2 separate regions of the Homo sapiens genome follow, and region 1 is linked to region 2. The links are chromatin loops, found by intact Hi-C in ENCODE. Cell type or tissue: mammary epithelial cell. All regions are shown on one strand. Each heading gives the region's core, and the rest is flanking DNA. Links, peaks and the distances in the headings are about the cores only.

Region 1 (16,653 bases), core at 3,311-11,310, 220 kb after region 2:
GCATTTCTAATTAAACTATTTGATTCTCAGCTAATTGATATTCAATTAGCAGATATCCCTAAAATGACTAGGACACTGGGGCCATGTAGCGATGTTCTGGAATGTGACTTTGAAAGCTGCGTTGACTTTAGAACTGGCTACATTCATTTTGGCTGAAGAGGTCACCTAGAGTATAGGATTAAAAGGAAAGTGTATTTTTAAAAATATTATGCGATATTTAAAAAATAACATACTTTAGGTTCAATATTATTTTATGACTCACACATGCCATATTTGTGTGAAAATCAAGAGGCATTCTGAAATCATTCGATTCTTTTTTTCTGCCTGAATTTTTTACTTTAAAAAGATTATTATGACATTCCATTAGTGGTTTTGACAGAGTGATATTGGATTCTCAAAATGAAAGATGTGTGTGAAATATCAGACTTGTCTTATTTTTGAAATAAAGACAGTGGCCCCTCTCACCTGGAAGAGTGCTGTCTCAAACGATTAGATCCTGGCAGACAACAGAGAACAAACATATTTTGATTAAATTATTTTTCTATTCAACCTGGTGCAGTGCGTAACCTCTATGTCTATGGCTCTTTGTTTGATCTTTTCATGGAGGTGAGTGATTTTATTTACAAAATAGAGGCCAAGAGAGGAAGTTAAAATATAGAATGATTTGTGTACTCATGGATATGCAAAGGAAGGTTTGAATTAGTCAGAACTACATTTAGAGCTAATAAGCTACTAATGTCTAATGTCTGCCTTTGAGAATCTGTTTTTTGTTTTTGTTTTTGTTTTTTTGTTTGTTGGTTTTTTTTTTTTTTGAGATGGAGTCTCCTCTGTTGCCCAGGCTGGAGTGCAATGGCCCCATCTCAGCTCACTGCAACCTCTGCCTCCTGGGTTCAAGCAATTCTCCTGCCTCAGCCTCCCGAGTAGCTGGGACTACAGGTGTGCGCCACCAGGCCCAGCTCATTTTTTATTTTTAGTAGAGATGGGGTTTCACCATGTTGGCCAGCATGGTCTTGATCTCTTTACCCCTGATTCACCCACCGTGGCCTCCCAAAGGGCAGGTATTACAGGCGTGAGCCACCGTGCCCAGCTGAGAACCTGTTTTTAAGGGTAAACAATAGTGGATGGTTTATAATGAAGGGATCCAGGGTAAGAAGCTATCCCGAGAGAGTTGAGCATCCCCAAACTAGGGGACTGAGTTTCAGGATCCTGAGCTCCCAGCAGCAGAAAGTTGTCATGTTGGTGACACATGGATATGAATGGCCTGTGCAGCTGAAAAAGGTTGAGAAGGCAGTTGGCTAAAATTTAAATTGTCATCCATGTAAGTAAAATGATTTGTGCAGTGATGATCATACCTGGAAAAAGCAGTGCTGGGAAAAATAGAGCCAAGAAAAATGCGAGCAGAAAGGCATAAGGCAAGAGACTCGTCGGGCACCCAGACCAGCTACTCACAGTGGTTTATTCTCTTGAGGAGTCAGAATGGGGCCTGGACTCAATATGACGTTTTCACAGGGCATTGAGGGAACTGCAACTGCAATGTGGGTTACTTGCTCGCCGCATGCGCAGCCCAACTAACAAGAGCGAAGTTTGGGTACGAAGCAAGTGAGCTTATTCCGAAGCCTGCCTGAGGAAGGGGCACAGCGTCCTGCCTTTAAATATGCCACTTCACCTTTGGAGCAGAAAGTGGTACTTTTATAAGGTAGTGGAGGAAGTGAGCAAGAGCAGGGTCCCCCTTGCTAGCTTGGTGCCTTACGTACCAGGCAATTGAGTTGGTGCCTTCCTGGGCAGAAATAAGTTGTCAAAGTGGCCAAGTGGACTTGCTTTTCACATGCCCTCTTGGTGGATGAAAGTTCCGAGGCTGCGGGGGCCGTGCTTTGGTCTGCAAATTAATAGACTGTCAACTCTCCAGGAGAGATCCCTCTTGGAGCACAGAGTTAAACTTGCTCTGCAGGAAATGTCTGCGGGGGGTGGCCGTGAAAGGTTGTGTTTACATTTCCAAAGGGCTAAGAAACAGGGAAAAGGTGGAAAGGAGAAAAAAAGAGAAAATAATGTTTAAAAACTATCTCTTAGAAAAATGTGGGTACCCGGTTACAGAACCGCCTGTGGGGCCATGCATGGGGATTATGAAGACGGGGTTGCCACTTACTTTCTTTGCTAAGAACTTCCTGTCATCTTCCCATCAGCAGCGAGAGCACTGGGAAAACTTCTTACCACCTCACTGCCCGAGAGCCTCACCTCATCCAAACATCAACAAATCCAGCCTCATTTTTCAGAAGGGCCACCTTAGTCTTTCCATGATCACAAGTGAAATAATTAAATGACTAAAAGTTGTACTTGTACAGGTCACAGCCAGATAATCCTTCATTTGCAGTTAACTAAACAGCATGCTACACAATTGGATGTAAGGAATGAAGGTGACATAGCAATTTTCCATCTGTATTATCTGAGACCATGTTATTGGAAAACGGATGGTCCTAAAAGTAGAAATGAAAAGTTCACAAGGGCAATGATGGGAAGTTGTTTTAATGGGATCCTAAGGTCTGCTTCTACTAAGCAGGAAACAGAGAGTGAAGCAGTTACTATTTTCTTGCTCAACAAGTGAAAGCAAAAAGAGAAATCCACGTTACAGAGAAGACTGAAACAGAATCCCATAAAAATGTTTCTCAGTATCATTTCTCAGACCAACCAAATTGTTGTGTTTCTTAAACTGAGAAGTTGAAATACCAGAGAGAGGTCAGAATTCTGCTGAGATGTATTAGAATGGTTGAGGTTTGGCCTATTGGAGTTGCAGAGATTCTTCTGCTTAAGACCTCTTATGAATGTTTGTAGATAATAACAGTCCCTCGCCAGAGGCTTAGCTTGTCACCTCTGCCTACCATCAACAGATGCTTTCCTGATCACACTGTTTTTTTTAGCCTTAGCCACTTTGCTCTCTCAAGCAGTGGCTTTCAAGGTTTTTGACCACAATCTTCTGAAAGAGACATAACTACATCTTGAAATGTAAGTGCAGAAATGTATACTTTCAGTAAAAGAGTCACAAGACAATACTACTTTGGCAGATACTTTAATATTTCCTTTTGTCTATTCTATTCTATTCTATTCTATTCTATTCTATTCTATTCTATTCTATTCTATTCTATTCTATTCTATTCTATTCTATTCTTCTATTCTATTCTATTCTAATGCTGATCCCAACTTACCAATGTTTGTTCATGGGCAACTTACAGGCTGTATGTAATCTGCAGTATGAACCACACTGCTTTAAGCTTTTTTTAAAAAAAAATTGAAGCAGAATTTACTTATAAGCTTATTTCTTAGAAATGAAACCAAAAAATTAAAATATTTTATAGAAATTAAATAAAATAAGAATATAGAGCAGCGATAGTTTCTGGTGAATCTTAACTAAATATTAAGCTACAGCTTAATGTTCAACTTATCAACCATCTGAGGGATAAATAGGGTCAGTCCAGATTAAAAATTTCTATTACACTGTATAATTTCGGTCTGTGTTTACTTGTTGGTGTATTTATATACAGAATTAATATTTCTAATACAAATTTTCTTACTAATTATAATTTTACTTTAGGAGACAAGATATATTTTTAAATAAACAAATTCACTCTACATAAATATAACCAGAGATTTATTTTCAAAGAAGTTAATTCTGGAAGGCATTATGACTTTTATCTTTAATCATGGAAACAAACTTTTGTGGAACACCTGTATTTGAGACATAGGAAAAGACTTCCTGATAATTTTTAAAAATCCATTTCAGTTTTTAACACCTACGTATTTTTTCCTATGTGCAAAATATCTGAGGAAGAAATCAAAATAGTTAAATAATCCAGAAATTACATTCAGTCAATAATGTCAACTTAAGACAAACTGTGATTTGGGTTGTATTTTATAAGTTTGTTTTTCCTTTTAACTGAATGTATACGATGATTTGGTCAAGTTGCTTGGATTTGATTTATGCTGAAATAACACTCAGAATCAAAACAAAGCTTGGTCCAAATTCCAGAAAGTAGGGTAATTCCCTAAGTGTAACCTGATTGAAAATATATGAAAATTTACTCTCATGTACAAAATAACCATTATGGTTTAGGAGAAATAGAAATTATAAGCTAATGAAGATAGAGACTTGGCAATTTACTAAAGGATCCAAGAGTATTTATAGCTTATTTTTTAAACTGATTAAAAATGTGTCAAAATATTACATTCTAAATAAAAGTTTTGATTAAATTATTTCATTCACTAGCTTTGAGGCATGGTTAAAGTGAAATAGAGTTCAAAGAAAGGGAAGAAGTAAATTGCTAAAAGAGTAAAACCAATTTTGATGAATTAAGTCATAGTTAAAAGAGAAAAAGAAAGACAGGTGAAAATAAGATTAGGCTAGAATAGAAGAAAAAAATGAGAAAAAGTCTAACCTCAGTAAGTAACTAGAAAGTAAGACTTGAGATTAAATAATTCCATAGGTATGTCATAGTTCAATTGTACATTTCATGAAATTCTAATTCTAATTTGATGAAAGATAATTCCAGGAAATTTGCATGCTATTATTAAATCACTTTAAGATTTTTCTCCAAATGTGTTATATTAGATATACATATATGATATATGTCAATTTATATATATATAAATATAGCTCTCTCCTCTTTGAGATATATACGATTTTAGTAGGTTTCTGAGGTCACTAGTTGTCTCCATTTTCTCTGCACTTAAAATGATGCACAGAGTTTAGAAGAGAAGATTGGGTGAGAGCTCTGCATCTCTAAAAACAGCTGCCCTTGCCCGGATCATGCTCCGCAAATGTTCTGACCTAAGGCTCGAATCAGATGCATAGGTTATATTGACTCAAGTCGAATATCTATTTTTGGGTTTAAGTGCATATGTATTTTCAATGGCAAATTAAAGTTTATAAAATGGAATATGATAAAAGATAAATGCAAAACCAAAGAGAAATTGATACCTTGATATTTTCAGTGAACTTTATCAAAATTCAAAATTGAATATATATATTTATTTAATTATATATAATATGTATATATATGAATATATAGAGATATAGATATCCATATACATAATATATTATATAAAATATATAAATATATATATATATATAAATGCTACATAAATATACGACCTCAGACTTCTAAAGCTGAATATAACAATGGAATTAAAAGTTAAAAATTAGATCTTCTGGGCATCTTAGAATTTTGAAATCTTTGAATATAGGAAATTTAGCAAGAACTTTAAAATGCTTAAATGGTTTTACCATTGTATTCTGCTGGATTTTATTTTATGGTAATCAAAGTTGTCAGAAGGTCAGAGACTCATAAATAGAGAACAGAGCATCAAAAAGCTCATTGACAAGCCTAATGCACATGCTGTCTCTTCTTTAAAAAATGAATAAAGATGACAAGAAACATTTTGCTCTTCTTTTGTAAGACGCAGAATAAACTGTCATCTTTTCTCTTATGAATAGAAAATGCATGACATAAAATAGGAAACAAAAAATATAGAAACGTAGAAAATGTGTCATAAAATAGAAAACAGAAAATGTGCCATCTCATGTACTAAATTTATCTGATGACATCGCAAAAGAAATAACCTAGTCACTGAGTTTAACATTTTGATGTCTTATGTAATCATAACCATTGACATGAACTTTATATGTGTTTTCTGTCTATCAAAGTTCATGGTCATGAAAAAAAACGTAAACTATTTTTACTAACATTTTTAAAGTGAAGAAGAAAGCCTTATTGTATAATTTATAGTGGATTCTAACTTCATTGCCAAGAATAATACATTATAGTTTCTTAGTCATTTTCATTATTTGTAAGAGTGTTAAACAACTCCTAATCATTTTACTTATTTTTAAAGTTAATAAAGCAATATATGTAATATGTAAAAACATTTTCCATGTAAAGTTAAATTTAGAAAGTGTAAAAATTGGTGTGTCACTGTTCACCCTTATTCCGCCCTTGCTCCCTCAAGTTCTGATTTCCCAGTAGGAATTCCATAAAATAGAATAGCTTATTAGAATTGTAGTTGATATGCAATTAGGTAAAATGTTAATTTGAGCACAACACATCTTTATAATCTTGAACCTTCCTCTATTACTATAGTTTTATTATTATTTATTAGTATGTTTTTTCATTTATTCAGATATTATTTCTGTCTCTCAATGTGGTTTTATAATTTTCTTGATATAAATTCCAAGAACCTAAAATCATTGCTTTATCACCTTTTGATGCTTTTGGACTTGTCACCCAGGTGAAATTCATTTTGAACTACAGATAAAGAGATACTTGTTATCAATAATTGTGACTGTCTGAGAGTTCACTCTCTTTACAAGCTAGCTGTTTAGCCTGTTCCATTTTCATGACTGTTTCAAGACAGCAGGAGGTTCTGGGTCAGAGACAAAGAATAGTTTATTACTGGAAGCAATAGCCAGTCACTTGACTCTGGGTCCCAGAAGCCTAAACACAGGGCATTGTGAAGAGAGCCAGGTGACACTTGCCTGCCAAGTAGACTGTGGTACAGCACAAACGAAGCTGTGGGAATCTCCTCTTCTCATCGCGGGCATTCAACATTCCTGCTCTGCTTCAGAAGGAGGAGCTCTATTTTTCAAGACTAAACAAACCTGCTCTTCTCTCTGTAAGGTAATGGGACCTGTATCTTCCAAGGCTCTGTGGTATATGAACGTCCTGGAAGAGGTTTTTCAGAATAAAGTGCAGTTATGGTCTCACAAGATGTTAAGAAATGTGAATTGAAGTAAAAGTTCTGTGATATATTAAGCTATGATATACTAAAACTTTTAGTTTGCATTTTTCATCTGTGAAAAGTCTATTGAATCTTTTTCCTGTGTATAAATAGATTGTTTTCTATGTAAAAGTGAATTTTTGGTTTCGGTCATTGCTAAATACCTAGTGCCTGTTGTAGTGTCTACACATAGTAGACACTCAAATAATAAATAATATTTGTTGGATAAATACATGAACTAAACAAGTAATTCATGTTTTTTTCTTGGTTCCTAATTTTTTCCCATATATATGTAAAATATATATGTATACCGTATATATATATACGGTATATATATGTGAAATATATATATATGGTATATATATGTGCATATATATATATGGTAAAAAAGAATTTCCTTTGAATTATCTATAAATTGGGTGGAGGGGAGGTGCTTTTCAGGAGGGCCACAGTGCGAGGTATCTTTCATGCCTTCCTTATAAACACATACACATACGAATATTTAAAAAGTATAATCAGGACAATCAAAACTGGCATGAGGTATTATAACATCATTGTAACACCTGTGGAAGGAAAGTAAATCTTAGGGCCCCTGAACCACTAAGCTAAAGGCAAAGTCAAGCTGGGCCAACCTGCCTCCCATTCTGTTCAAAGTCAGCCCCCCTGCTCACTACATCAATGCATACTTGACTGCCCTCTTTGGGGAGGCGCATCAGAAACTCAGAAGAACGCAGCCATTTGTCTCTTATCCACCTATGACCCAGAAGCCTCCTCCCCACTTGGAGTCCTCCCACCTTTGCTTCTAGTTGTCCTGCCCTTCCAGACCAAACCAGTGCTCATCTTATACATGTTAACTGATGTCTCAGATCTCCCTAAAATGTATAAACAAAATGTGCTCTGACCCCCTCGGGCCTTTCTCTCTGTTAATGGGCTTGTCCTGAACATTGGCAAAATAAACTTTCTAAATTCACTGAGACCTGCCTCAGATATTCAGGATTCACACACCTTAATTTCATAGACAGTAATTAATGAATAAAATGATCTTTGTCAAACACAAAAAAATGTATGTTCTCATTTTCTTACCAGAAGTTTTAGATTTTTACTTTGAGGGTAATTTTAAAACACCAGGTCATGTGATTCATGGTCTAACCTCCCATGCCAGTTTGGTAGTCTATGACACAATTTCACTCAACTACTTTTCACTCCTTGAGTGTTACACGTGTTCTCCCCGTCCCCTCTCTGTCTTGTCTTGGATCAGTTTCCAAACCTCTGCACCTAAGGGCTCATATCTTTATGTAATTTGTTCCTCAAAAAAATATTACATGTTAATTCTTCTAGGAAATCTTCCTTGAATACCCATCAAAATGAGTCAAGGGTCCTTACAGTGAGCTCACCTACCAATCTATATAATTGGTAATCACAGAACTCATACTACCAAAATTATTGATATGTTTGTTTAAATCCTTTCTGGAGTATGTATCACTTGGTATCTTTAGCATTTATTTCAATGCTTAGAGCATCAGAAATGGTCAATATGGAAGAAATAAATAACCTCCTGAGTGCTTGGTAATAGCAGCAATATGCGTTAACATTTGAGAGCCCCTGTGTGCTTATTCATTGTGACGCCTCTCACTCCGAGAACTTGTACTTGGATTGGCCATTGGGAGTTTATAATTTTTTTTTTCATAAGAGTCTGATGCTTTAAAAGCAGCTACCATTTACTTACCACTATTGGAATAATTTTAAGTGTAAAATTCCATGAAAGCTGAAAACTGAGTAAAAGAGTTGTTCCCCTCAAACGGGACTGAAGATTAGGGAGGTAGACCTGTACAAGAAAAAAAGACAAGGAAGTGGGTGAGAAGTAGAGTAAGGGTAGAGAAATTTGTTGAAAGTTTCATTTATATAATAATATAAAACATCTGTATGATGCCATTAGAATAAGCTGTAAATTCTGTTAAAAAAAGACAACTGGCCAGGCACGGTGGCTCACGCCTGTAATCCCAGCACTTTGGGAGGCCGAGGGAGGTGGATCACGAGGTCAGGAGATCGAGACCATCCTGGCTAACACGGTGAAACCCCGTCTCTACTAAAAATACAAAAAATTAGCCGGGGTGGTGGCAGGTGCCTGTAGTCCCAGCTACTCGGGAGGCTGAGGGAGGAGAATGGCAGGAACCCGGGAGGCGGAGCTTGCAGTGAGCCGGGATCGCACCACCGCACTCCAGCCTGGGCGACAGAGCGAGACTCCGTCTCAAAAAAAAAAAAAAAAAAAAAAAAGACGACTAACATGAAAATTTTAACATGATTGAAATTTTTTTTTTTTCGTTTTTACTTTAAGGTCATGGATTTTCTTCTGACTCTGGACCTGCTGAGAAGAGTTCTGTGTTATTTTATGGCACAAATCATAGCTAATGTATTATCCAAAATATTGTTTAATGAGAACTAAAAACATAGGAATTTGGGTGAAGAACAAATTTCTTCACACTTTTTATGATTCCTTATCGACACCTCCTACCCACTAATTCTTCAATCTGGCCAACAAAAATTTGATCACAGATATGTTTGCTTCACCTTTAAAGTCTTTACAAAGCACTTAATCTAGTCTTAAATACAACTGTTCACATGCATTTCGCATCAATTTATATAGTACTTAGTTATAACATTACAATAATAAATACACTGCAAATCAGGTTTGGTAACACATCCACTTATATTAACAATGCCCTGATGCACGTTCAATAATTTTGTCTTTTCACCCTCAACAGGTAAAGAGGAGAGAGAGGGAGAGAGAAAGAAACACTAAATGTGTTTTATAAGCAAAATCAGCTGTTACATCATGATGATTGTTCAAACAGCTTTCTTCGCTGATACAATTGCAAAAAGATTATAATGTCCAGTCAATTGCATTGGCCTAATCTAGAGTATAAGGGTTTTGCTTCTGGGAATTTGTGTTTATATATAAAGTAGGTTTTTTAAGTTAGTATATATTGAAAATAATTAGTGGCTTACCATAATACTTTCTCTAACAATCTTCTGATACACAATATCTCTTTTTTCTATATTAAGCTTATTAAATTTGTTCCCTAGGTACTTAAAATATGTCTTATATTCCATATAGCAAACCTACAAGATGGATATGAATATCCTTATTCTGCAGATTAGAAAAATGAGGACAATGTTGTCAAGTGACTGAAGTGGACCCATAGGTAGCTGTTTCCCAATACTATTTTGAATCTCAGTTGTATGCTCTGCATTTTCGGCTCAACACTACCACCTCCTGAAAAGACTTTTAAGCAGAATTTAGAGGAAAACAAATCAAACACATCAGAAAACATCAAAGCAAATGCATTAAATAAGATTATACTGAAATAAGTTGGACACACTGTGGAGATTTCCACTTCTGCCCATGAAGAATTAACAGCTACAGAAATTGCTTTCTGAGAGTAAATGACTAGAAACCTGGAAAAAAAGATATGAAGCAACAGTTTTAGGTGACAAACAGCACAAGACTAAAACACCTGATGGGGGAAGAAAACAAATGAGATAAGATTTATGTCTGGAGGAATTTTCTATAGCAAAGTGAAGGGAACCTGAACTAAAGCCCAGCAGTGGATTGAACAGCTTCAGGATTTCAGGAGGCTGAGGTAACCACAGCAGTGGATTGAACAGCTTCAGGATTTCAGGAGGCTGAGGTATCCAGAAGTTGAAAGGTAAAGTACTTTGGTAGAATAAGATACATACCGGGAGAACTTTCAAGATCTTCAGAAGAGACTCTTCCAGTTTTGCTTGTTTGTTTTGTTTTGTTGCAAAATAGAGATGAGAGGAAATTCCATGAGACTGGGGAAAGAAAGCAGTAGGCAAAATAATTCTACGGCAACTGCATTAGGAATACTTCATGTCCTATCTGCCAGAATGTAGGGACTTCTTAATATATGGGGTTAGTGTAGAATCCAGAAAGGACACATCCCTTAGTAGAAGGGTTAAATTAGTTAATTGTGCTAAACTAGCACAAGAATACAGATGTTCTAGACCCAACCTAACAAAGCTCAATAGGATAAAGTAGGATAAAACTAACCCATAAGGTTCTTACCTGTGTGACTAAACAAAATCCAAAACTCTTTAAAAAATGTAAAAAAAAATAGCACAAATAACATAAAATTCACAATGTCTACCACCCAGTAAAAAATTACCAGGCATGCAAACTAACAACATTTGGCTCATAACCGGGAGAAAAATAAACCCACAGAAACATATGCAGAAATAACAAAGATGATCAAATTAGTAAAAAAGGATTTCAAAAGATTATTATAAATCTTATGGTTATGCTCAGTGAAGTAAATGAAGATAAACATAATATGGAGAAAATAAAAGATATAAAAAGACTGGAATGGAACTTCGAGAAATAAAAAACATGTCAAAAAGGACAATTACATTCGATTATAGAAAAAGCATCTAAAAGATTAGCAAACTTGAAAGCCTACCAATCAAAATTATTCAAAATGAAGCACAGAATGCAAAGAAAACCAGGTTGAACAGAAAAGAACAATCTTTCATTCAGTTTTAAGACAATATTTAGTGGTCTAACACATTTGCAATTGGAGTTCTAATAGATAATTTCAAGGGAGAAAAATATTTAAAAATGTATACCCCCAATTTTGCAAATTTATTTGTTTAAATAAAAACAAATTGAGCACATAAACACAAAATATCTGAAAACCAATAATATAGATAATTTTAAAATAAACCAGGAAAAAAACACATTATATACAGAGAAATAAAAATAAATGTGGCAGAAAATTATTACTAGAGATCACATCAACCAGAAGTAAATTGCATGGCCTCTTTAATGTGCTAGAAAATGTTAGCTATGAATTCTATACTCAGTGAAAATATCTTTCAAAAATGAAGGTGAAATAAGATTTTTCCTGGTCAACAAAAAGAGTTTTATCAAACATAGGCACAACAAATGATGTCAAAATTGATTCCTCTTGCAAAAGGAATGATAACAGGCTGACTTTCTTTCTTTCTTTCTTTTTTTTTTTTTTTTTGAGACTAAGTATCTCTTTGTCACCCAGGCTGGAGTGCAGTGGCGGGGTCTCAGCTCACTGCAACCTCTTCCTCTGAGGTTCAAGCGATTCTCCTGCCTCAGCCACCCTAGAAGCTAGGACTACAGGCGCCTGCCACCACGCCCAGCTAATTTTTTGTATTTTTAGTAGAGACAGCGTTTCACCATGTTGGCCAGGATGGTCTTGATCTCCTGACCTCGTGATCAGCCCGCCTCGGCCTCCCAAAGTGCTGGGATTACACACGCGAGCCACCAAGCCCAGCCTGACATTTTTACCTATGCAAAGGAATAAAGAGCACCAAAATGGGAAAAGTGTGAGTAAATATAAAACACCCTGTTCTTAATTTTTAGCCTCTTTAAAAAGAAAATTGAGACTTCTGGTTCTGTATAAGAAGTTTGAAAGTAATGAGGGAGAAGAAAAGGAAAAATCAGTTAGGTAAACAGTTAAGGCTGGTCCTCGGAGAGGCAGCCTGCCTGAAAAATCGCAGCTACAGGCAAAAATAGAGCAGCCTGGGGAAAACTCAGGATGCACCTGCACAGACAAGCACGCAAGGTCCGGCACAGAAGCCTTTTGTTCTTCGTGTGATTAACCAGCTCCCAGGGAAAAGTTTCCCCTTCTTTTCAGACATGTATGCAGTGGGCTCGGTGGGAACTTGCACAGGGAGGAGGGGGCTTCCCTAAAACAAACCCACAGTTTTACAAACAAGAGAAGCGGTGCTTTGTGCTTGCCTAGAGTCATACCCACAGCTACACAGACAAGGGGGAGGGAGTTGAGCAGACAGCTTTTCAGATGAAGAAAAGTTACGCAAACAGCTACAGAACTGAGAGGAGTTTCTTATACAAACTTTTGGGATTCAACTGTAAAAACGGAAAACCACTTGGCTCCCCGCTCCCCTGCAGAGAGCTTTCATTTTTTGTTCATTACACTTTCACTCCAACCTCACCATTTTCATTTTCACCCATGCTCCTTAATTTTCTCAGTCATGAGACAATAAGCTGAGATAACACCTTAGACAACAAGTTAGGACAAAGTGTCCTTTTGAAACAGACAATGAGATGCAGAAGGGCACTGGGCTCCTGTCTTTCCAGGGCAAGGACAAGTCGGGCTCAGCTGTGTGCAACTTGTTCACTAAAGGGCTCTGTGAGAAACGGAAACTGCCCCTTCTGGCATGACCAAGGGAAGATGATGGTGGTGTGTAAGCACCGGCTCTGGGGGCTGTGCAAGAAGGGCGACCACTGCAAGTTCCTGCACCGGTTGACCTCCTGCGATGCCCGAATGCTACTTCTACTCCACGTTCCCGCACCAGTTGACCTCACTGTGATGCCCAAATGCTGCCTCTACTCCACGTTCCTACACCGGTTGACCTCACCGTGATGCCCAAGTGCTAATTCTACTCCACGTTCCTGCACCGGTTGACCTCACCGCGATGCCCAAGTGCTAATTCTACTCCACGTTCCTGCACCGGTTGACCTCACCGCGATGCCCGAATTCTACCTCTACTCCACGTTCCTGTACCTGTTGACCTCACCGCGATGCCCGAATGCTACTTCTACTCCGTGTTCCTGCACCAGTTGACCTCACCGCGATGCCCGAATGCTACCTGTACTCCACGTTCCTACACCGGTTGACCTCACCACGATGCTGGAATGCTACCTGTACTCCACGTTCCTGTACCGGTTGACCTCACCACGATGCCGGAATGCTACCTGTACTCCACATTCCTGCACCGGTTGACCTCACCGCGATGCCCGAGTGCTACTTCTACTCCAAGTTTTGTCTCCGTGTAAATATCGCCATGTCCCCAGAATAATGTGTCTCAACTATTTCGTGGCTTCTGCCCTGAGGGACCCAAGTGCCAATTTGCTCATCCCAAGATGAATCTTTTATTCAACCTGAGTTACACGAAGTCATCTCCACCATACCCCTTTGCTGTTCCAGATATTTAAATGGTGCTCAGGTTAACACCACTTATGCCAGCGCTGCAGCTCTTTGGATACACAGAGACAAATGTAGGGATCCGAGAGGCCACTTCCAACGACTGTTGCTATCTATTGCCTCTACAGATTATTCTGTTCTATTTTTATTTTATAAGTTTAGAAAGAGAGTATTAAGCACTAAAAAAGAGGACACTTTGTCCTAACAATTGCTAAAAAGCTAAACTGAAAAATGAACTTTTCTCAGATTCATTAGAGAAGTGAAGCCACGGGGAAAAGGACTGCCCCTATATTGGAGAGACAGAAAGGCCGATACAGGAATCACAGTGTGCCAGAGCAGAAAGTCAAGAGCAAGAACTCTTTGGGAATCAGTGGTGGAATCTGAACTGGAATTGACAAATTTCTGTAAGGTAGACGTGGACAAGTGTGAGAATTAGAACCCCCAGGAGGACCCAGTCATAGAGAAGCAGCCGTACATTTACATCTTGTATCTCCAGGAGTTTCACCAGGACCTGATATTGAAGATTAGGGAAAAATCCCCTTGTACTTCCAGCAGGGGGTGGGGAAAAGGAACCCCAGGTTGAAATAGGAAACAGGGCAGAACATTCAGTTTTGGAAAAGATTTCCCCTCAAGAGAAACTAACAGAGCCAAACCTGCTGGGATTTTCTTAGAGCCTAAGTGAGGTGGGCAAGGGGAGAGTCCCAACCCCAGCTGCTCAAGCTTTTCTGTTCCACTTAAGAAGAAGGGGAGGGTGGCCGGGTGCTGTGGCTCACTCCTGTAATCCCAGCACTTTGGGAGGCTGAGGCTGGCAGATCACGAGGTCACGAGTTCGAGATCAGCATAGCCAACATGGTGACATTCCATCTCTACTAAAAATACAAAAATTAGCTCGGCGTGGTCCTGGGCACCTGTAATCCCAGCTACTCAGGAGGCTGAGGCAGGAGAATGGCATGAACCCGGGAGGTGGAGTTTGCGGTGAGCTGAGATGGTGCCACTGCACTCCAGCCTGAGTGACAGAGCAAGACTCTGACTTGAAAAAAAAAAAAAAGAAGAGGAGGGCAGAAGATGAGAAGCATTGTGGCTTCCCAGAGGCATAGACTCACTAAAGACAGAGCTAATCACAGGGCTGAGAACACTTCAAGGCTCACCATAAAGTTCTGCGTTCACAACAGTGTGGTATTTCTATAAAGATAAAATGTAGAATAAAGGAACAGAATAGAGATGTCAGAAACAGACTTATACGTAGTTATTTTTCAAGATGTTGCCAGGTAATTAACAGGAAAGAATAGTCTTTTCAAAAAATGATGCAAGGACATTGGGTTATTTATATGAAAAAGAATTCATTTCAACCCTTATTTTATACCATTTAAAAAATTAAATTTACATGGATTATTAAATTTATGAGCTAAAGTTCAATAATTCCTAGAAGAAAACATGACCTTGATTTGGTAATCATTTCTTAGATAGGACACAAAAAGAACAAATTATAACAGAAAATTGATAAATTGAATTAGTAAAAATGGGAAAAAATTTTAAATGACTTTTAAGAAAAGGAAAGGTAAGCCACCCCTAGTTCAAAGAAACTTGCACAGCAGGTATCTGATGAAGGTCTGTATCCAGAAACATAATGTATCTTGATTAGAAGAAAGTAATCAACTCAATTAAGAAATAAGGAAAATGGGTCGGGTGCGGTGGCTCACGCCTGTAATCCCAGCACTTTGAGAGCCCAAGGCAGGCGGATCACGAGGTCAGGAGATAGAGACCATCCTGGCCAACATGGTGAAACCCTGTGTCTACTCAAATAAAAAAAAAAAAATTAGCCGGGCATGGTGGCACACGCCTGTGGTCCCAACTACTCAGGAGGCTGAGCAGGGAAATCGCTTGAACCCAGGAGGGGGAGGTTGCAGTGAGCCCAGGTCACACCACCGCACTCCAGCCTGGGTGACAGAGCAGGATTCTGTTTCAAAAAAAAAAAAGAGGAAATGGGGAAAATGTTTGACACTTCACTAAGAAACGTGTATAAATGGCTAATAAACACAAGAAAAGATGTACGGTATCATTAATCATTAGGGAAATGTACATTAAAACCACCAGGAGTCACCACCACACATGTAGAAAGCTTAAACCTTTTAAGGTTGACAAACCTCAAATACCGATGAGGAAGTAAAACAACCACCATTCTCAGACATTGCTGAAGAGAATCAGAATCATTCGGCCACTTTGGAAAACAGTACACATCATGCTTTACAGAAAGAAGTGGTATAGAAATGAGCAGAGGCACTAGTGTCCCTTTAGGACCATTATATTCTAAAGTGCCAATTGGTAAAATTATTCTTTAGTTCTACCTGGAAAATCTACTTCTATAATTTAACTTGTAATTCTGATCTATGATATCTTTCAGAACACGCCTATGTGAACTTAATTAAATCTTGGTCCAAACATGCTTATTTTTATTTCTTCTTTATTTTATTTATTTTTACTTATTTTTTAAATGAGAACCAGGATAATGAGATATTTCTTCTTTTACAAGAATATGAAGTTTACCTTTCATTTAAAACAGTACTACTGGCACCTTGTCATATAAAATTTTACATGGAGTTACATATTCTAAGAACAGCTATCTGAGAAATGTGTAATTTCTTTTTCAATAGTTTTTTATGTTTATTATCCTATGATGTATGTGAAGACATATTTCATATGTAATTATGAGATTATACTTAATTATATTTCCAAAGGTGAAGAAATTTTTGTATTTTTATTTTAAAATAACAATAGAAAAGTATTTGAAATATCTTTTTAAATTCTCAATTATGATTCATAACATCTTATTTTTATTTCACTTCTTACTTTTGTGTCTTTTTTCCTTCCATCCTTCCTTTCCTTCTTTCTTTTC
Region 2 (16,653 bases), core at 4,637-12,636:
CCCTGCACTACAGCTTGGGCGAAAGAGCAAGACTCCGTCTCAAAAAAAAAAAAAATAGATAAAGTTTCTCATATTTTCTTCTACACCTCAACTGATTGTCTTTCTCACTCTCCTTGAGGGCCACATTTAGTCTGCTTGCAGGTGCTAACACGGGGAATGATGATTTGGTCAGATTCATGTTTTCAATCACTCCTCACAGTGGAAGATAAGAGTTGAGGGATGCAGGATTCAAGGAGGGAAGTGTAGGAACCAAGATATTATGATGGATCAAGCAAGAGAAAGTCAGGATCTGACTGAGAGAGCAGGCATGGAGTGAAAAGGAGGGCTAAATTTGAGAAATACCTAGGTAGTAGAATTGGTACGATCCGCCCATTGAGTAGGGGTGGGGAGTGGCTCTGAGAGGCCGGAGTGAGGCCTGAGTGAAGGGATGGGAGAAGCAAATCCATTGAGTAGGGATGGGGAGTGGCTCTGAGAGGCCGGAGTGAGGCCTGAGTGAAGGGATGGGAGAAGCAAATCCATTGAGTAGGGGTGGGGAGTGGCTCTGAGAGGCCGGAGTGAGGCCTGAGTGAAGGGATGGGAGAAGCAAATCCATTGAGTAGGGGTGGGGAGTGGCTCTGAGAGGCCGGAGTGAGGCCGGACTGAAGGGATGGGAGAAGCAAATCCATTGAGTAGGGGTGGGGAGTGGCTCTGAGAGGCCAGAGTGAGGCCTGAGTGAAGGGATGGGAGAAGCAAATCCATTGAGTAGGGGTGGGGAGTGGCTCTGAGAGGCCGGAGTGAGGCCGGACTGAAGGGATGGGAGAAGCAAATCCATTGAGTAGGGGTGGGGAGTGGCTCTGAGAGGCCGGAGTGAGGCCTGAGTGAAGGGATGGGAGAAGCAAGTCCATTGAGTAGGGGTGGGGAGTGGCTCTGAGAGGCCGGAGTGAGGCCGGACTGAAGGGATGGGAGAAGCAAATCCATTGAGTAGGGGTGGGGAGTGGCTCTGAGAGGCCGGAGTGAGGCCTGAGTGAAGGGATGGGAGAAGCAAATCCATTGAGTAGGGGTGGGGAGTGGCTCTGAGAGGCCAGAGTGAGGCCGGACTGAAGGGATGGGAGAAGCAAATCCATTGAGTAGGGGTGGGGAGTGGCTCTGAGAGGCCGGAGTGAGGCCGGACTGAAGGGATGGGAGAAGCAAATCCATTGAGTAGGGGTGGGGAGTGGCTCTGAGAGGCCGGAGCGAGGCCTGAGTGAAGGGATGGGAGAAGCAAATCCATTGAGTAGGGGTGGGGAGTGGCTCTGAGAGGCCGGAGCGAGGCCTGAGTGAAGGGATGGGAGAAGCAAATCCATTGAGTAGGGGTGGGGAGTGGCTCTGAGAGGCCGGAGTGAGGCCTGAGTGAAGGGATGGGAGAAGCAAATCCATTGAGTAGGGGTGGGGAGTGGCTCTGAGAGGCCGGAGTGAGGCCTGAGTGAAGGGATGGGAGAAGCAAATCCATTGAGTAGGGGTGGGGAGTGGCTCTGAGAGGCCGGAAGGGATGGGAGAAGCAAATGGCGCACATTGTGTTTCGGTGACTGAGAGAATAGTGGTTATGTTTAATGAGACAGAAGATTCAGTGGATAAGCAGATTTTAGTGGTGGGTTCAATTAAGAAATTGACCTCATCTTTATACAGATTCACTTCCTTTTAATTTTCTCTCAACACACTCATCCAAAATTTGGTTGTGTTGTTTTTCTGCTGAACAACCTGTATTATTCTCCTTTCTTTTCCAAATCTCCACATTTTGGCCCAACCCGTGTTCCATGGTGAATTCAGACAGTAAAAGAAGCAACTGTTTTTCAAGTGCCTTCTTTGTTATTTATAACACAATGCTTTTTATTCCAATTTTGTAGTTGACTTCTTTTCTCTAATAGATTATTGTTTAGTCATTGCAGATCCTGTTATTCTTCCCAGCAAACAACCTCAAAGTTTCACTGGCTTACAATAAATAAAATTTATTTCTTGCTTGTGTAATTTAATTTTATTTCATGTACTTTTATCCCAATGTACATTTCAATTTGGGACCCAGACCAAAATAGCCATTCAAGTGCGAGGGGTTTATTTTGTAGATGATCCGAAAAGAATAGGAAGTGAGATAGGGAAGAAAATAATGACAAAAAAGGCTTTATTTTCAAGGGCGTTATCACTGTGGACAACTGGAGCTTAATCCTACTGCGGAAACCGAGAAGCCAGGGTAAAATGTGTACCTGAGTAATCCCACCCGTGGGCCAAGGTAATTGTAATATTTACACACCAATTTCCATCAGCCATTGGTCGTGGCTGTACCTATGAGTGATCACTTTCCAGCATTTCAGGCCTAGAAAAAGTAGCCAAGGAGGTTTCAGAGTCAGAGAAAGCCCTCGTGCAGAAAATGTACATGCTAGCATTTACAAATCAGTCAGGTATGCATCGATGTGGTTAGAGTAAAAGGACATAGAGAGGAATCCACTAAATCCATCCAGGAATAAACAAATAAAATAGGAAAAAAAAACCCACTGTTGACATAAGTTAATACTTTTATTTTACCACTATTTCTTTCTTTAGCCCTTTTATTCAGTTACGGCTACTTGTGTACATTAGGTAGGTAGTGTGCAAATTTTACAGTATGCATTAACTCAAATTCTATATTTGTAGTAACTAAAACACGCCTTATTTTTCATCTCTATGCTATTCCCTCCCCTTTCCCCAGTTTCTCTGTGTATGAAGCTCGACTGACTTGTCAAAAGCTCCCTAAAGTGATGTTTTTACAATAAAGTCTCTCCTAAACTTCAGTTAGGATCAATCACTCTCTACTGGCTGCTCCTGTAGAATTTTATCTGTAGTTTTGTTTTGTCATCTTATCACTTTATAATATTATTTACAATCTGTCTGTTAATGTATTGTGCACAGGGCTGGGCGCAGTGGCTCACACCTGTAATCCCAGCACTTTGGGAGGCTGAGGTGGGTGGATCACGAGGTCAGGAGTTCAAGACCATCCTGGTTAACACGATGAAACCCCGTCTCTACTAAAAATACAAAAAATTACCCGGCGTGGTAGCGGGTGCCTGTAGTCCCAGCTACTCGAGAGGTTGAGGCAGGAGAAAAGCTCACCAGGAGGTTGCAGTAAGCCGAGATCGCGCCACTGCACTCCAGCCTGGGTGACAGAGCGAGATTTTGTCTTAAAAAAAAATATATATATATATATATACACACACACACACACACACACACACATATATATATAGAACACCTTTAAGATGATTTGTGTCTTACTTCTTTTTACTTATCCCATGATTGTCACAATAAAGGTTTGCTCACATCATAAGCAAATACCTAAATAGACATGCCTGATTTTCTTACAATTATGGAAGTGAATCTTACTTTGAAAAAAAATCATAAATGCCCCACATTTTTCAATGTGCTTTTGGACATTTCTTAATAACTATGTTTTTATAATATTATATATGTTAAGGCACTTACAATTTTAATGTGTAGTTATATGTAAAATCACATTGTATCGAGTAAGCATTATCAAATAATTCTTTATGATGAAATTAATTTATGAGTTTCTAATAAATACTACAGTATTGTTGGCCAGAAAGCACTAATGAAAATAAATTAAAGGTATTGTTTGTTACTTTAAAGGCTAGGAATTTCTAATATAAAGAAATGTAAGGAATAGTTCATAATTTAAGAACACAGCCACTTCAAATTGTAAAAAAGAATTATCTATTGTTAAAGCGAACTAAATATGGCCTGGGAAGGACTCTATACTTCTATACTTGAGTCCTTGTAGAGGAACCATAACCTAACTTAATAGGACAACAAGATTGAAAACCTAATTTAGGAGTATGTACGTGGAACAATCGCCAGTCCAGCAGCCATACTTCAGCCACTCACACACTGCTGCGTGTTCAAACTGTGTTCGAGTAAGGCAAACTTGTAACCAGTCCAGTTGTTTGTGTAACTCACTTCCGATTTCTGTACATCTTTTTCCTTTTTTTGTCTACAAATTTTCTTCCACGATGTGGCTGTGCTGGAGTCTCTCTGAATCTGCTGCGATTCTGGGAGCTGATTCACGCATCATTCATTGCTCAAGTAAACTCCTTTAAATTTAATTCAGCTGGCCGGGTGCGGTGGCTCACGCCTGTAATCCCAGCACTTTGGGAGTCTGAGGAGGGCAGATCACCTGAGGTCAGGAGTTCGAGACCAGCCTGACCAACATGGTGAAACTCCATCTCTACTAAAAATACAAAAATTAGCCAGGCGTGGTGGTGCGTGCCTGTAATCCCAGCTACTTGGGAGGCTGAGGCAGGAGAATCGCTTGAATCCGGGAGGTGGAGGTTGCAGTGAGCAGATATCGTGCCACTACACTCCAGCCTGGGCAACAAAAGCAAAACCCGTCTCAAAAAACCCAAAAGTTTAATTCTACTGAAGTTTTTCTGTTAACACTGTGTTATTATTTTATCTTTTGATGAAAGGCAAATGATATAAACAAGAACTTGGAATATTTGTGAATAATGTATAAATAAATAGTTTCTGTTTATTCTCTGTATTCTGTTAAAAGTTTTTGCTCTGCTCAATATATCTGGCCATAAAATTCTTTTAAATCCTGTATAATTTTAAAAGCAAATTTGATGCATGTGCAACTTATTTTATTTTATTTTTTTTGAGGCTGTTTGTTACAATGGAAATTGCCTTAACAAGTCTCATGTGGCACATGTGGTGCCCAGAGCATTCTGAAAGTTATGGTTTTGAAAGCAGTCGTTGTGGCGACATTGTCCTAATTAAAGTTCTCGGGCAGTTTTGCCGACATTCAAAACCATCTTCCATTTTTATCCTTTTGTGGTAATATTTATCATTTATAAAAAGGAATTCCAACACCTCTTTTCTATGTATAATCTCCCAACGTTCCTGGTCAAAGCAGTTTGCTCCCAAATTACCAGAAGTGGTCTCGTTGCGGCAGCAGAGCTCCCCTGGTGCACTTCTACTCACGGGTTTGTTGAACGTGTAGCTTTACCCACCTTGAGGCAGAACTGCATGTGCCCGTGTTGGCGCTGACGCATGATGTGTGGTGCACGGATGGAGCAAAGGTGAATATCTCCCCACAGCAGACCTCCGAGGTTCATAAATTATTTATCACATACTTCAGTGTGCTGCCACAGTGATCAGGGCCAGTTTCCAATATGGAGACAAGAGCTCTTTAATCACGCTCTTCCCTGCAAAAGAAAAAGATTGGCATTTAACAGAGAGCTGTAAGACAGGATAGGGATGTGACTGCAGGGAAACCTCCACTTGGAATAGGAGTCGCTGGTCAGTTCTAGACCCAATGGCATGGACTTATGTAGTAATAGTAGTAAGAGTTCCTGAAGATAGTTTCAATCTATTGCCAGCATTCTGTAGGTCTTTATAACAAGCAGGAAATGGATACACATGTCTCTGTTCCATAATTAGAAAAGTATCACCATTTTCCTGGGACAAAAATATGTAAGTTTAAACATTTTTAGTGCCAGGTCAGTAGTCACGATTTACCAACAGCATTTTTTATTTTAAAAATACAGTTAGTGACTACACCATTGGCTAACAAACTGAGACTTAAAGCATTCTCTAGATGCAAATGCTACAAATAAATCAAATTATTAGGCATATTCACTAATACTTACAAACTTAACTTCATATATAAAGCAAGGTAGATCACCAGTGTGGCCATGCAAACAGGGTTTGAGGACTTCAATATTTAAAGCAAGTTAGTCCAACCCACAGCCCAAGGGCCACATGCAGCCCAGGATGGCTTTGAATGAGGCCCAACACAAATTAGCAAATTACTAAACTTACTTAAAATGATGGGATTTTATTTTTTGCCATTTTTTGGTTTGTGTGTTTGGTTTTTAGCTCATCAGCTTTGTTAGTGTTAGTGTATTTTATGTGTGGCCCAAGACAATACTTCCAATGTGGCCCAGGGAAGCCAAAAGATTGGACACTCCTGATTTAAAGGGAAAAGGGAGGGCAGATGAAGAAAGAGGATAAAAAAAAGAGAGAGAAGGTAGACAAAACAGGAAAGTGGTTAGTCTTTGGAGGCTTTGATTAGCACTTACTGAATCTACATTTTACATGTGAAAGGAGTGGGTAGCGAAACAGTGAATTATGCATAGTGCTCAGTGCGTCTGCATTTTTGCATAAGATAAAGTAAACATAGAGGAGGTGCTCAAATATGCATTCCTCTCAGGTGAGCCAAGGGATGCCCTCTAGGCCTGTCTTTGTCAAGGTACCGGTGAAGATAAGCTGTTAGTTTACATTGTCAAGGTGAAATAGAACAGCGTTCTGTTTTAGGGTAAAGCTCTTGGGGCCCACGAGGAATTTCCTTGTGAGCAATTTGTGAAGGAGGCCACCGGGGGAGACATGTGGCCTTCTGTCTTTGCAGCTATCTACTTAGGAACAAAATGGAAGGCAGTTTTTGCATGATGCAGTTACTGAGCTTCACTTTTCCCTTTGGCATAGTGAGTTTGGGGTCCTGAGATTTTTATATTCCTTTCACAGCCTCACTATACTTGAATTAAAATACAATCTACATGTTAAAACTGACCACATCATTCTTTCCTGTGTGTCTTCAAAGGATTTAAGGCCCATCCAGATAATCCAAGATGATCTCATTTCAAAGCCTTAATTATATCTTTGATGACTCTTTTTCCAAATAAGGTCTCAATTAGAGGTTCCTGGAATAAGACACGGACTCATCTCCCTGGGGGCCACCATTCAGCCTGATCCGGAAGGAAGGCCATGATTTCAGCTCTCTGGGATTTGAGACAAAGAGGCCCCTTTTCTTTCATTTTATCTTTTCATGTCTCTTCTTGCCATGTACCCACATGATTGAGTGTGGGCTGAGGGTGAATCCAAGAAGGGCTTTGTTTTGTGGTCAGTACAGGCTTTGGTCCACAGAGACAACAATACTTTCAATACTCTTTTGTTCTGCCCCAGAGGAGCTCAACACAGAATTGCCTAGAACAAGAAACTGGGTAAGTGTGCTTGGAACATACGCTTGTCTTCTCTTCTTTGGACTCTTGATTGCAACACTCATCTCTGCCTGGATATTCACATGGACTTATACTCTCTGTCTTTTCTTCTGTGTGTCTTCTCTTCTGTATGTCACTGAATGTTGGGCCCACCTGGATAACCCAAGATGATCTCATCTTGAGGTACTTAATTATATCTGCAAATAACATTTTCCTAAATAAGGTCACAGGCATAGTTTTGGGGGACTGGGACATGGATATATCTTTTTGGAGACCATGATTTAACTCACTATAGGCTAAATTCTCAGCCCTAAAAGGGGTCCTACACAAAGTGAGGGCACTCAATGGAAAGAAGGGCTCTGAGATGTGAGATAGGAACATGTGAACAGAACCTTCAACCCACAGATTCCCCTGGACTATCAGGTCCAGGAGAAGAGACTCCTTCCTCTCTCAGGTTGAGACTCCCACGGCCTGGAGATTAGGCAAAGCCTCTGTTCGATCTTTGCATGAAATTAAGTAGTCTTAGTGGTCTATTGCAGGGGTCTCTATCTGTGATTGACCTTTACTTATTTCTTGCTTAATGTACTATCATTCTCTTTTTTTCTTGAATAAGGTAGTTTACATATTAAATTCTTCGCTAAAGATACAGCTCTTAAATTAAAAAATACTACTACTACTACCATTTTGCTTTAGTCAGTAAGTTCTGCCTTAATTTTCTGTCTATTTTATATATTTTGTCTATATTTTGTTGATATATTAAAGTTTTTTCTTGTTTTTATTAATATGATGATTTAAGGCTCTAGAATTTCTTCTGAGTGCAGATCTACCTGGGTCATACAGATGTTGTCATATGTGGTCAGTTCTTTTACAAATATTCTTCAACGTTTTTCTCTTTGGCCCTTAATGATATAAGAAAACTTCCAAAAACTGTATGTTTTTTAGTGTTTTGGAGTTTTATTGTTTATTTAATTTCACTGCATCTTAATCAAATAATTAAAAATGCTTTTTAGAAATTACTGAAGTTTTGTGGTCTGAAATATAGTCTTTTTTATGATCTGTGGAATCAAAAAAAAAAGCATTCTATATTTTTAAGGTGCCAAGTTTGTTATCTGTCAATTAGAGAAAACTATGTGATTTACATTTTTACATCATGACTTACTATTGCTCTCTTCAGCAGTCACAGCCTGATAGAGGTGATGTAATTTTCCCTGCTGTGCTCCTGTGTCTGTGTCTTTCCTTATGCATGCTCTACTTTTTTTTTTTTTTTTTTTTTTTTTTTTGAGACGGAATCTTGCTGTGTCGCGCAGGCTGGAGTGCAGTGGCGCGATCCTGGCTCACTGCGAGCTCTGCCTCCCAGGTTCATGCCATTTCCTGCCTCAGCCTCCGGAGTAGCTGGGACTACAGGCGCCCGCCACCATGCCTGGCTAATTTTTTTTATTTTTAGTAGAGACGGGCTTTCACCATGTTAGCCAGCATGGTCTTGATCTCCTGATCTCGTGATCCGCCCACCTCGGCCTCCCAAAGTTCTGGGATTACAGGCGTGAGCCACCGCGCCCGGCCTACTTTTTGTTTTAAGAACATTGATGCTCTGTTATTTAATCTCTAGAATTCATAACTGGCATATCTTCATTGTGAATCACACGCTTATTTTTTCTTTTCTGCTACTTTTTCTTACTTCTATGCTTTTTCTGCCCTGTGTTTTAAAGAGAAGAAAATCAGTGATGCCACACAAAACACTCCGTGGTAGTCAGATCACAGCGATGGTTTTAACATTTGTAGTGCTGACATTCTGTTCCCGTTCTTGTCTCTTTCACTGAGTTCTCCTACCATCAGGCAGGTTCCATGCTCGTCACCAGGCCCTGGCTGCAACTTTTCATACCCTATCAACATTTGGTTCACTGATGATTGTTGTTTGCTAGATTTTCCAAGCAGTTCCATATAAACAATGTTCCCATATCTTTGAACATTCAAAAATCAGTTTGTATTGCGTTTATACTTGATTGAAATAATAGTTGGTATAAAATTTCCGGGTTGCACTTTCTTGGTGCAAAATTTCACAGGTCTCAGCTCTTTCAGTATTGAATACTGCTACACACTGCCCTTGTGATTACAGATTCAAGCTGGCCATCAGACTTGCAAGACACAGACAGCTTTAATCTGATGCTACATTTACTGGGCTTTAAAGGAGGATACAGGCCGGGAGACACAGCTGGTGTCCTGGGGCACCCACAGCTCCCTTTGCCCTTTCACCTATCCAGGGCCTATGTGGCTGCCACAAACAAGAGTCAGGGTGCTTGCGGGCCACATGGATAATCAGAAGCCACCGCCTTGATTTCCCAACAATTTTTTATGCTATTTCTAGACACAAAGCTACAAGCCACATATTGATTCACAGCCCCCCTGTTCCAAGGGCAATGGAACATAGGTGATGAGGGAGACATTCCACATCTATTTCAAATCTGTAATTTCCAAGTGTGTCTGTTAGCTTCTGTTGATTAGGAAATTATCCCCAAATTTAGTCACTTCAAACAGCAACAGTTTGTTAACCTAAGGATCTGCTGAAGAGTTCCCATGGTCTGGGCTGGCTCTGGCTAATCTCGCCCAGGCTTGCTCACATGACTGCAGTGCCTTAGCAGGATGGCAGAGGGCGACTAGCCCGTCATAGCCTGCCTGTGGTCTGGTGGTTGGCCATTTGCCTCTGGCTCAGCGTGGCGATTGTTTCATTATTTTGCATTCTTTTGTTGTTGTTGTTTTTTGTTGTTTTTTTTTGTTTGTTTTTTGTTTTTCGTGTTTTTTTTGAGACAGGGTCTCTCTCTGTCACCCAGACTGGAGTGCAGTGACGTGATCTCAGCTTACAGCAACCTCTGCCTCTGAGGCTCAAGCAACTCTCCCGCCTCTGCCTCCCAGGTAGCTGGGATTACAGGCGAGCGCCACCACCGCCCAGCTAATTTTTGTATTTTTAGTAGAGATGGGTTTTCACCATGTTGGCCCGGGTGGTCTCGAACTCCTGACCTCAAATGATCCAGCCGCCTCGCCCTCCCAAAGTGCTGGGATTACAGGCGTGAGCCACTGCGCCTGCCTGTTGTTAATAGTGGTAAAATATTTGGTGCAGCTTCTCAGTGGCCACATTTTACAGTTTCGGATGCACTTTCTGGATCGGGCATGCATTTTCTGCTTGTGTAACTCTGCTTATTTTGCATTATTTTAAGGCATTTATAATTAATTCTGATTCCTCATTTTGGACTATGTTTTGTTTCTCCTGAACCGTCTCTTTCCTGTAGGTAGAGGGAAGCATTTCATGGAGGGCCAGGTCCCTGGCTAGGACAAGGTAGAGCCTCACAGTCATATTTGGTATCCAGCGGCCATTGCTCTGCCCCAGCCTGTCATCTGGCTGTGGTGGGTTTGGTGGCCCACGTCTAACTCTACCTCTGTTTCTAGACTGTGACCCGGGACCGGGGGAAATTAGTAGCAGCCCGTGCCTCCAGTGCCACTGTGGCGAGCCCTCTAGGACGGGCCTCTCACATTGGGCTTTATGGTGTCCGCGGCCTCAGTGTCAGTACTCTGCTCCTCCCCACAAGCAGCCCTGCTCAGTTTGCCCTGGGCTGGCAGGCTTTTTCTCTGTGTTGAGGTTTGGCATTTCACCTCACTCCTGTTTTCATTAAAAGTAGACTTTTCCTTTCTATTTCAAGTTCTGTGGATGATTTTGGGAGAATGTTTTCTTTATATCATCTGCAAATACGCTTCCTCATTTCCCACCTCGACTTTCCATCTTCCACTTTCAATCTTTTCTTTTTTTGGAAGGAGGGTGGGGTATTGTCAGAGTTGTATTTTCCAAGAGCCCTTTCAATTTCTCCATTTTTGCCCTTTATCACTGTGTGTGTGTGTGAGAGAAAGAGACATACAGCATACATATAGAAAGATGTGCAAAATGTAAATGTATATTTAACAAGTGGTTATAAAGCCATATAATATGCAACAACCACACAGGTAAAGAAATAAAGTCTTACCAAAACCTAGCAGTCTCCCAGGTGTCCCTCTCCAGTCACCACACTCTTCCTCATGCCCCTACCCCAGTACCCCCAGGAGTCAAACACTTTTCTGCCTTTAGTGTCATCATGTCTTAGCTGTGTTTATAATTTTACCACCTATATATGCATTACGAAAGAGCTGCTTCTCCTTGCTATCTTTTTCTTGCTGTAGGTCTTGTATCTTCAAAGATACTTAGAAATAGGGTTCCGAATATAACTTTTTCTGTTTCTGCACTCTCTCTCTTCTTTTGTGTTTCCTTTAATCTGTCAGACTGATTTTGTTCCACTCACATGAAAACTCTGTCCCCAGTGCCTCCTGATCCTTGCCTCTGCATTCATGACTAAGTGTGATGCACTGGGAGATGACTGGGAGTCCGTAGGGAGTGGGCGTATTGGCCAGTGGTCCTTGCCTCTGCATTCATGACTAAGTGTGATGCACTGGGAGATGACTGGGAGTCCGTAGGGAGTGGGCGTATTGGCCAGTGGTCCTTGTCTCTGCATTCATGACTAAGTGTGATGCACTGGGAGATGACTGGGAGTCCGTAGGGAGTGGGTGTATTGGCCAGTGGTCCTTGGCTCTGCATTCATGACTAAGTGTGATGCACTGGGAGATGACTGGGAGTCCGTAGGGAGTGGGTGTATTGGCCAGTGGTCCTTGGCTCTGCATTCATGACTAAGTGTGATGCACTGGGAGATGATTGGGAGTCCGTATGGGATGGCGTATTGGCCAGTGGTCCCCTTAACAGAGCGGACCTTTGTTGTTGGGCATCACCTGACCCCAGTGTCTAAAGGAGAATTTCCTCCTTGGAGATAACGTCTGACCGCAGCCTTCTGGGAGCCACGGGAACGGTCTTGTGTGCCTGCAATTAGAACACACGTAATCACTTTATTTCTGAATTTAAGCCTCACCCAGTCCCCCATGGTTGCTTATTTGCTGACTCCTAGCTAGGAAACTTTCTGAGATTCTCTGAGTGAATCACATTTGTTTTCTTCGTAGGTTGTGGCTTTCTTTATTGTACTAAATCAATGCCTACTAGTCTGTTAAATGTCAAAGAAATATTAAACTTTTTATATTCTAATACTACTCCCATTCTTTTGTCCTAGTGGGCTTAAGGATGTTTTAATTTATTTTGCTGTCCTCGTAGTTGATTTTCTTTCTTCTTTCTTTTTTTTTTGAGACAGAGTCTTGCTCTGTCCCCCAGGCTGGAGTGCAATGGTGCGATCTCAGCTCACTGCAACCTCCACCTCCTGGGTTCAAGTGATTCTCCCGCCTCAGCCTCCTGAGCAGCTGGGACTACAGGCACCCGCCACCATGCCTGGCTAATTTTTGTATTTTTAGTAGAGACGGGGTTTCACCATCTTGGCCGGGCTGGTCTCGAACTCCTGACCTCAGGTGATCTGTCCGCCTCGGCCTCCCAAAGTGTTGGGATTACAGGCGTGAGCCACCACGCCCGGCCTTAGTTGATTTTCTTAAGGCAGAGCAGATAACATTTGTGCTTACACTACCACATTTAACCAACATTTCAATCAGGGATAGTTTAAATAAAACTTTATATAAGAGTTTCCCATTTCCTCCATTCTCTTTCTAGAAGTTTTTTTTCTTTTTTTTTTTTAGTATTGTTATTACTTGTAACTGTCTGTGTGAGTGCAGAGATATAATATTAAAATTTATCAAATTTCAGGGTAGTGATATTAATCATTTATTTTAGTAGCAAAATTAAATGTTAACATTCAACTGTAAGATTGGAAGATTTAACTGTCTTTTCCCCCATTGAATTAATACAGAACAAAAATTTATATTTCTGATACAGACAGGAGACAGGGAAATACTGGGTAGAAGATGATGGTGCCCTGACAAAGGCTCTGCCTTCAAGCCTGGAAGCCCATGGCTCTAAGTGGCAACAGGCATTCCTGTTTTCCTGCCCAAAAGTTGCCTTTTCACCTGCCATGCCCCACTATCCTGTACCCATATAAACCCCAATCCCCAGGCTCCAGAAGCAGGCAAGGAAGTAACAAACAGAAGAGTAGAAGAATAGCAGAATGGTGTGGCAGAGAGAAGAGAAGGAACATCTGAACATCGAGAGGAGTTCAGCTAGGGATGGTTGGAGAGGAGATTGGCTGCTGGATGGCCAAACTCCAGGGGAAGATCATCTTCCCACTCCATCCACCTTCCAGCTCCCCATCCATCCCACTGAAAGCCACCTCCACCACTCAATAAAACCCCCGCATTCATCCTTCAAGTCTGTGTGAAATCTGATTCTTCCTGGATTCTGGACAAGGACCTGGGTACTGAGAGGGCACTGAGCTGGTTAACACTTAAGCCATCTGCAAACAGCAAAGCTAAAAGAGTGCACTGTAACACACGTCCACTTGGGCTTTGGGAGTTGCAGGCACCCACCCTTAGATGCTACCATGGGGCCAGAGCCCAAAACACACTCAGCCTGGCTCCTGCACCTGCCTGTGTGCCCCCCTCCCATAAGGGGTTTGAGTGTGCAGTGGCAGAACATACGAGCCACACCCCTGTCGCATGTCCTGTGAGGGGGGTCAGGGAACTCTACCGTTTCATTTCCACTGGTTGATATGAGATTTTGCAAATGATACACTGTAGATCAGATACTCTCAAAGAAAAAAAAAGGCTACAAAGTTGTAGTGTTCAATTACCTTATTCATGAATACTTTTTTCCTAACCTAATTAACTCAATATCTTGGCATCACTAGGACTTTGAGCTTTACCCAATACGGGTTTCTTTCTTCCCGAAGCGTTTGTTTTACTGCCCCATTTTATTGCTTTCAATTAATGAAATCTGATTCTAAAACCAAGAGTTCCTGAGGTGTTAGCCACCACCACTATCCTCCCTGCTGTCACCTTCATTCTATCTGTTCCACCTATCTTTTGAGGACATCTAGAGTTGAGGTTATTAACCTTATATCATGTTCCCTTCTCCCCCCATTTGTACTCATTTTGTTTAGTGTGGGTAATTCAAATGTAAATTGTTTTGGTCACAAACCCCAACTGCTTGCTCACAGAATAGCCTGCAATCTGCCTTTTGCAATGATCACTCCTTCCTGGAGGGTACGTTGGCATCATTGAGTCTGATGGCACCTGCTTCTGCCATGTTAGAACACTGCCTGCAGCCCTAGGATCTGGACTTCAGTCAGACCAGCAACATATTCGCTTTTTTCTCTTCTTTGTTTGCCTATTTCTCTGTCTTCTAATTGTTTTAAAGGTGAAGGAGAGTAGTAGTACAGAAATAATAATAACACAAAATTAAAATTAAATTAAAATGTAAAAAATAAGTACAGAATTAATTTTTCTCTGGCTTGATTTTAAAATGTTAGTTCCAAGTGCTTTAGGTTGGAGATGTTTCCGACCCGAGCATGTCTTCCCCCACGTAAGCATCCCTTCACACATTCTTTGAAATCAGCTGCTCTGATCCTAAATGTAGGCCTCACGTCTCACCAGCTGTATAATCTTGGGAAAGTAGGAAACTCACTTTACTTCTTTATTTCTGGGACAGGGATCCTATCTCCAAGAGTTGTTGAAAGGATTAAATGATACAGTGCACTTAATGTTCCTGGTAGATAAGAAGTGCTCTATAAGTAGTGACCATTTTTATCATCTGTGTAGATGTTAAAGTTTGCCAGGATATTCTAGGATTATATACTCTGCAATTCCGTGCTGCTTTCATACGTTTGCTCTGATAAAACTTCCCTAGGACACTGAGAAAAGATTTTTCAGGGCTGACTAAGCCCTGCTTAAATATTTTCCAGCTGTTCTGGTTCTTAAGAAAGAAAAAAAAAATAGATTCTTAAAAGAGAATTAACTCATTTATTCTTACTCTTTATTCTCTGTGTCTGAGGGGAGACCCTACCAACCTCCCATCTATGACTCCCAGTAATCACAGGATACATCATTGTCTGGGAAGAGAGGGAGAGGGCCACAGGCTTGGCAAAGTCCGAACTTCCGGTCTTCCTGCTTTCCAATATCCCCAGGCTTCTGGCCTTGTACACGGTTAACGTGTTTCAGCTAGTGCTGAGTGTTGCATTCTGCCCCTTCAACCAGATCACTTCCGCTGAAAGTTTGCATCTCCCAGTATCAGTGTTGGGGAAGCCAAATGAAATCTATCAATCCCAGTTCAGAATGTAAAGAAACTGAAGATCCTCTTTCCCCATATGGATTATTATATCATCATAGCATTTGGAGAAGCCAAGATCAACAAAAAAGCAGTTAGCAGGTATGCATGTGTGTGTGCTATTTGAACATTACACATAGTAATTTTTCAGAAAAGATTCTCATCTCTGAAAAACTTTTCCTCCCTCAAGACAAAAAGAAGTATAGCTCATTTCATTTTAGGATATAATCTGTCTTTGGGCTTCAGCATTTTAAAATTAGACATATCTTTGATAGAATATTCTTTCAATTGTTAATTTCTCCAAGAAAGTTCAGCTCTCTGGAATCAGATTGAGATTTTTTGTTAAATCCTTATATTTGTCTTCAGTGCATTCATGTTTTAAAACAATACATTGAAAATTTGGAAGTGTTTTTACTTCAAATAACTACATTGTCTTTTTCTAAAATGAGAAGTTGCAGTGTTCCATGTTCTGATTTGATATTTTTCCTGATTTCTGTTAGTAGTCTTGGATGTTTTCTGTACTTGTATTTGGAGTATGCACACTTGTCTGAGACAGTTCTATTTCTCACAGTCTTCACTGTGCCACATATTTGCTTCCCTGTCATCTTCAAAAGAGTGGGCTAAGGCCAGGCGCGGTGGCTCACACCTGTAATGCTGACACTTTGGGAGGCCGAGGCGGGTGGATCACGAGGTCAGGAGATGGAGACCATCCTGGCTAACAAGGCGAAATGCTGTCTTTACTAAAAATACAAAAAATTAGCCGGGCATGGTGGTGTGCATCTGTAGTCCCAGCTACCCGGGAGGCTGAGGCAGGAGAATCACTTGAACCCGGGAGGCGAAAAGTTGCAGTGAGCCAAGATCGCGCCACTGCACTCCAGCCTGGGTAACAGAGCGAGAGACTCCATGAAAAAAAAAGAATGGGCTAGAGCTTGGCTACACTGCGAGATTTATTGTCTTTGAACTGCCACTTATTCTGAGCTGCTCACTTCCATTAATCAGCCTGACTTACCGACTCTGGAATTGTGTGCTCATATCAGACAGGTTGTGGCTAAAGTCCATCCATTACATTTCTAGGCCCTCACTTCTCTGTACAACCCCAGTTCAGTCATGCTGGCAAATATGTGGGGAGCGCTCAGCCCTGAGGAGTTCCATAAGGGAAAGTTCCACATGGGCTTGGATTATATACCTAATAACTCAGAGCAAATTTGTGAAAGCTTCACATGTCATTTACAATTTGTAGGCACTGCAGAACTGTAGATTCTAAAGAGAGAAGGCTATGCCTTCTGATGATAGTCTTAAATCATGGAAAGCTAAAACAATAAACACCTCAAATTCAGTGTATCTTTGCCTTGGAAAAAGGGTTAGACTTCATGGTTGCAATTCACCTCACTCGCCTGTGGTTCATTGATTCTGACATCTAATTAAATTGATCATCTACAGTGATCACAAGGCGATTGTTTGCCAAACACTACTGGCAAAGAAAACTTAGCTCAT

Evidence for each region. Hi-C counts contacts between places; a loop is a spot of excess contacts. Peaks named below come from ENCODE experiments on the same cell type or tissue, not always from the same donor. Only the 100,000 strongest peaks of a DNase experiment are listed, where the experiment ranks them.
Region 1: it touches region 2 in a loop (2.7-fold over the local background); 2 of 110 quality-filtered maps call a loop at or near these places.

Annotation. Positions count from the first base shown.
Region 1 is chr4:188,618,062-188,634,714 of GRCh38, forward strand. No RefSeq gene overlaps it. Among named protein-coding and RNA genes, the nearest start is that of LINC02508, 150 kb to the right of the region's middle. In mammary epithelial cell, for the core only: no CTCF peak of the experiment used is centred there; no DNase peak of the experiment used is centred there.
Region 2 is chr4:188,393,833-188,410,485 of GRCh38, forward strand. No RefSeq gene overlaps it. Among named protein-coding and RNA genes, the nearest start is that of LINC01060, 53 kb to the right of the region's middle. RefSeq lists enhancers at 5,740-6,491, 11,019-12,218. In mammary epithelial cell, for the core only: a CTCF peak has its summit at 9,637; DNase peaks (open chromatin) are centred at 6,139, 6,919 and 11,493; H3K27ac peaks cover 5,366 bases.